2 separate regions of the Homo sapiens genome follow, and region 2 is linked to region 1. Evidence: chromatin loops called from intact Hi-C (ENCODE). Cell type or tissue: heart left ventricle. All regions are shown on one strand. Links, peaks and the distances in the headings refer to the core of each region. The heading gives the core; the rest is flanking DNA.

Evidence for each region. Hi-C counts contacts between places; a loop is a spot of excess contacts. Peaks named below come from ENCODE experiments on the same cell type or tissue, not always from the same donor. Only the 100,000 strongest peaks of a DNase experiment are listed, where the experiment ranks them.
Region 2: a loop joins it to region 1, with 8 times the contacts of the local background. A loop is called at or near these places in 40 of 110 quality-filtered maps.

Annotation. Positions count from the first base shown.
Region 1 is chr11:123,300,142-123,303,055 of GRCh38, reverse strand. It overlaps LOC124900305 (U8 small nucleolar RNA), which reads right to left and starts at 1,666; the gene lies at 1,533-1,666. RefSeq lists a silencer at 1,000-1,359. In heart left ventricle, for the core only: CTCF peaks have their summits at 1,051 and 1,260 (motif pointing left); DNase peaks (open chromatin) are centred at 721 and 1,255; H3K4me3 peaks cover 969 bases; H3K27ac peaks cover 291 bases; H3K27me3 peaks cover 951 bases.
Region 2 is chr11:123,406,494-123,409,407 of GRCh38, reverse strand. It overlaps a transcript of GRAMD1B not described here. Among named protein-coding and RNA genes, the nearest start is that of GRAMD1B, 22 kb to the left of the region's middle. RefSeq lists an enhancer at 1,019-1,927. In heart left ventricle, for the core only: a CTCF peak has its summit at 1,852 (motif pointing left); a DNase peak (open chromatin) is centred at 1,864; H3K4me3 peaks cover 926 bases; H3K27ac peaks cover 1,807 bases.

The DNA of each region.
Region 1 (2,914 bases), core at 105-2,604:
CCCTAATTGCTGCCACCTCCAGGCTCTGTGTTAAGCAGACATTTCTGAAGGGACGGGCAACAGACAGAAGTAACATCATTCTGCTGCTCAGTAAACGACTTCAGACTGAATATTACGCATTCCAGTTTTTAAATTCCCCTTGAGTCATTTCTGCCACCAGAGGGGTTTTACTGACTTCCTTTCTGATTGGCTTAGTCACTAACTCCTCGCAATGCCTCTGGCCCTTTCCCCCCAACCTCTCTTCCATTCCTTGCTAGTCAGATTGCCCCATCCCCTAAAATTCCTATATCTTTTTAGGCAGAGAGATTTAACTACCTCTTATCCGTTGCCAGCCATGCCCTAAGGCTTAAGGGACATCTTTTCACAATTCAGCAAGGCGTTTTGCTAAACCTGTGCGGTTTAATACTTTAAATTTAATGAAAATTAAATACAATTTAAAATTCAATTCTCTGATCACCCTTGCCATATTTCACGTGCTCAATGGTCACCTATGGCTAGGGACCACTGTGCTGGATAGTGTAGACAGCAGAGTTCTACTGGACAGCTAAACCCAAATTCATTTCTTCCCTAAGGGACTGTCACTGGCTATTCACTGACACTTTTTCCTGCCTAATTCCTTAATGTGGATTGAGCCCTTACGCTGTGTAAGGCACTTTTCCCGCGTTGTCGCCCGGCAGCCGCCTAACAGTTCTCTAAAGCGGGCAGCGCTCTCCGCCTGGCTCAGGGGAGGAGCCCGAAGTCCGCAGCCGGAGCCGCGGTGGTGTCCCCTCCACCAAGCCAGAAGCCCGGGCCGTGACAGTGTATCACACAAGGCAAGTAGCAAGGAGGGAATGGCTTCGTCAACCACGTGTCATGTGATCGTTCCATTAAACTTGAGGAGGGGTTTTCTTAGTCGCAACGGTTCAGTCCCCAAAGTAAGGTCACTGTAAAGGAAGCTCAAAGACTTTTTTTCCAGAGGATGGAATGCACGCTTTGCTGGGATGGATGCCGCCGCTTCCGGCGGCTGGTAAGGCCCAAAGGCGTGTGGAGGGAGAGGGCTCCTTTGAGGGCAACCAGCAGTAAAAGGAGGCAGGCGGCGAAAGTGCTCCGAATTCCTCCCACGCCGCTCCTGCTCTCCGCTCTGCAGCGCAGCCAGCCAGGCCGCCGCCGCCCCTGCTGCCTGGGAGAGCCGGCGCTTGGGCAGGTGGGGACGCCCCTGACCCGCTTCCCTCGGCGCCCGGGGGGCGGCCGGGTTGGGCGACCGCGCCACCTGCTGGCCTCTTCCCGTGCTGCCGCCTGCCCCTGGGCGCCTCCGTCCCTGCCCGCTGCGCCACAGCACACCGGGAAGTCGTTAGATGCAGGTTCTTGGGCCTCACCCCAGGCTTCCTGAACCAAAAACTCTCTAGGTGGGTCTTGGCAGTCGAGTCTGAACAAGACCCTCGGGTGATCCTGATGCACGCTAAAGCTTGGACATCAATGATGTGGAAATCACCCAACTCCACCATTTATTCATTAAGTCAAGTTTTTCTTTTGTTTTGTTTTGTTCAGAAAGAATCAGATAGGAGCAATCAGGGTGTTGCAAGTCCTGATTACACAGAGACATTAGTCACATTTCATGCATCTCCAGTCATCATGTTCTATCTGCCCTCCAAACGGAGGAACAGGGAAGGGTTATCCCACCTGACAGTTCATTAAGTCAAGTATTAATGAGCATCTTCCAAACAATATGGAAATAAAGGAAGCAAAACAGACATGATCCCTCCCCCCTCCCTCCCCAACACACACATAGTTAGAATGTAGAATGGCTTACGTTATCGTCACATTTCTGTGCAATAGGAAAGGGAAGCATTACAATTACCCTTATTTTACAGACAGGAAGCTAGCCTGGAATCACACATGTGGTAAACAACTAGGTCAAGTTCAAAGCTTAGGGATTTTTGTTTGTTTGTTTTTAAGACTGACAGGAGCACCAATCTCAGGTCATCTGCATGTCAAATCAATCAATCAATGTCAAACCAGGTTAATCTTCATGTCAAAGGCTGAACTTATTTACCAAACTACACACCACCAACTTTTCTAGATTGACTTGTGGTTTTAGAGTGAAGAAGAAGGGAGAGGAGAAATCTCTCCAAATCAAGACAACTCCCTCTCCCTCATATCAGACTGAAACTTCTTATACTGCCTTAAAATTGCTGGCATCATTCCTGAAAGCTAGCATTTAGGCTTCCTTTCCAATTATTATCCTACTGTAACAGTTGCCTAGCTGTTCCCTCTCCATCCTTTTCAATGACGATATAGGACATTATGGTGCAGGCTGTGATGGGGCAGGCAGGGAAGTGTTAAACATACGGTGTGGGTGCTGCTCGAGCGGCACAGATTTAGGGACTCTCAGGAAGGTAGGAATTTAACTCGAACTGCCTACTTGGGTATTAAGAGGGGAAGACAATGGATCCAAATAGAAGCAGGAAAATGCTGAAGAGGAGAGATAGGAACAGAAGACAGACTTGGTCTCCTCTTTCATAATTTAGCAGCTTTGAGCACCAGATAGGCTGTTTATTAACAGCACCCAGTGGGAGCACCTGTATGTGCAGGGCATTGGGTCAGGTCCCTGCCTTCAAGGGACATGCTACTTTGCAGGTATGTAGAGATGAATGGCTTAAACATACGTGGTATTTCTGTGTTTAAAATTCCCTTGGCCATAAATATATATATATATTTTTAGACAGAGTCTTACTCCGTCACCCAGGCTGGAATTCAGTGGTGCAGTCTTGGCTGACTGCAACCTCTGCTTCCCAAGATCAAGCAGTTCTTGTGCCTCAGTCTCCCAAGTAGCTGGGATTAGAGGCACATACAACCACACACAGTGAATTTTTGTATTTTTAGTGGACAGGGTTTCACCACGTTGGCCAGGCTGGTCTCGAACTCCTGGCCTCAA
Region 2 (2,914 bases), core at 309-2,808, 110 kb before region 1:
GGCACAGTTACCAACATAAACGCCAACGTCTGTATGTACACAGCCCTTTGAGATTAAAACACTGCTACACATATAACACTCAATAAGGGAAGTGGGATAGGTGGGATGCTACTTTGTAGATGAGAAAAGAGGACCAGAGAAATTATACAATTTGCATGAGTCGCATAGTAAGAGGCAAAGGCAGGATTTCCAGCCAGGTGTGCTCCTTCCAAATTACCATAATTATCAAAAGCACTGGCACAGCAGTTATGTGATAAAACAAAGAACTGCGTTGAGAATCTAAGTCTCCTTAATTCCAGGTCAAAGTCTTTTTACTACCTAAAAAAACAAACTATGTAATCATATTTCTTTTCCTATTGTTCTTGGTAAAGATTAATCAGCGTTGTCTCTGGGTAAATAATAATAACATAAAAAAGAGGGCAAGTGTAATACAACAGCTCAATTCTTGTCCTATGGCATCTAGTCTTCTGAAACAATAGATATTGTACTTTATCTGGAGGGTAGAAGCAGCATTCTGCTTTCAGCTTCAGAGGTCTAGCTTAGAAAAACACAAAAATGTAAATATTGACAGGCTGGGTCAGCATCAGCGTTAGGAGGCAGAGTTATCCTGCATGAATTCATGCTTAGCGCAATTTAGAGATAATTCAAATTGTCCTACCAGAGTCCCAGTACATCCTAGTGAATTCCACTTATGTCTGAATGCTCACTACCCATGAGTGCCTAAGCACATAGGTAGTCTTGCCAAACTTCTTCAGTCTTTCCTATGGACAACACCCTCTGGCTCAAGGGCTGTGGAGGAAAGGGAGGGAGTCTCAGAATTTATCTTCATTCAATTCTGCTGTTTTCTTAGAAAACAGTGAGCTGTAACATGCCATCCATTTACACATCAACTCATCCAAGTTACTGTGAAAAATAAAATAGAATTCTGATCCTTTGGTTGGGCAATTAGTGACTTCTGCGTTCCAGTACTCGTTTTAACATAACCTAGATCCTGTGTCTACACAAAGTAAGAACAATGCAGGGTGAGGGGGGTTATCAGCCATGCAAACAAATAGCTGTAAAAACATAACGAAGGGCCAGAAAAATCCCAACTGGTTTTCTCCACCAGTGTAATGCCATGTTAGAATTCCTTTCCATTTCACTTCATTTTCTATTGTGTGACAGTCGTAGAGTCCTGACCTTTTCTGAGAGTGGCTGAGAAAGCGTTAAGTCCACAAAAGCTGATTATTCCGTCAAGTTTACACAGTGGGACAGTGACTCCTGGCTTAGGATTTACCATTAGGCTACACAGTCAGCCCCACACTGGTGTTCTAAAGTTTAGCTACAATGCTAAAGGCTCCAAAAGGCCACTTTCCTAATCCCATTCACAGACATCTACATTATCTCGTTTGAAAGTGTCAAGATGATGATCCTAACCCCCAGAGGCTTCACCTCATCATAACAAAAAACCTCATCACTTTAGATTCAGGACCCTGTGGAGTTCCCTTAGTGGGCAATGAGCCATTTGCCTATTGTCTATGGAAAAGCCTAGACTGTGAGCCCCTGGGGAGCTGAGGCTTTGCTTTTTTGAAGGTTGTATTTGCAGAGCTTAGTTTACAGGCAGTACACAAGCAGCATTCAGTGGTTACCTGTTAATCAATGAATGCACCTGCACGTTTAATTTGGGGAGATGACAGAGATAAGCCTAAGCCTGTCAATTTGATTTTCTTCAGCATTCTGGGACTCTGATTTGGCCCCTCATGCTCTGAAAAGGTCATGAAACTAACCCCGTGTAAAACTGCCAAGCTATAACCCAGACAGAAATGGCAGATCACCTGGTGGTGTGACCAACAGGTTCCTAATGCCCTCTGGTGGCCAGGATGATTCCAGATGTCCAAGTCCCCACAGCTTTCCTAAGGCTTTCAATTTAAGCACCCTGGAAGCCAAGAGCCTGCAGGTTTCACCTGATCCAAACAAGAGAGTCCTGGGTCTGTGGGCCAGAAACATGCCAGCCCCTTCCCAAAGTTCCCTGAGGAAGTTTCTCATCCGTTTCCTGAGAGCAGACGGATATGTCAAGAAGCCAAAACGGAAGCTTTTAATGTGAACTGCCTTTCAGTGAATGGTCTGTGGTTTCGAGAGTTCCCCGGGAAAAAAAAAAAATTCAAAGGAAGTAATAATTTCCAGTCTGGAATGTTCAGCTTTCCATTTGTTTGGGATTTTCAGATCAGCTCACCTTTCTGAGTGTTATAGACCTGTAGAAGCCTTCAAATTTTGTATTGCTAGCATTCCATGATTACATTCCCATTTTATGGAAAGACAAACTGAAGATACAAAGCAATTATTGAAAAAACAATAACCATTCTCTCAAGCCTACAGAAGGCTTTCATTTTTGTTTCATTTTAAACATGTGGTAAGTGAAAAAGAAACCTAAACTGCCACAGGGAGTTTTAGGGTAAATACCACAGGTGCAGGGATCTGCATGTTTTATTCCACTGTTGACTTCCCAGCACCTGAAACAGTGTCTGGCACATTGATATATATTTGGTGCATGAACGAATGAATGAACTGAGCCTGAAGATAAAGAGGTGTTTCTGATGACAATTATTGTATATTGGTACTAGTTAGTCCTTGTTTGGAGAAAATGTCATCTCCTCCCTTGAGAGCCCTTAAAAGAGAGTTGAATTCTCATTTATCTTAAAAAATATAAAATGTGAGGGCTGGAAGTCTTCATTGTCATTCATTTACTTCATAAATGAGTAAAATGAAGCTCAGAGAAGTTAAACAATAACACTCCATAGATCACAGAGCTATGTAGTGGCAGAGCCCAGAGTGAATCCAATTCTTCACCCCTAACAATTTCTTTAAAAAACAACAATGGGCCCGGCAGAGTGGCTCACACCTGTAATCCCAGCACTGTGGGAGGCCAAGGCAGGTG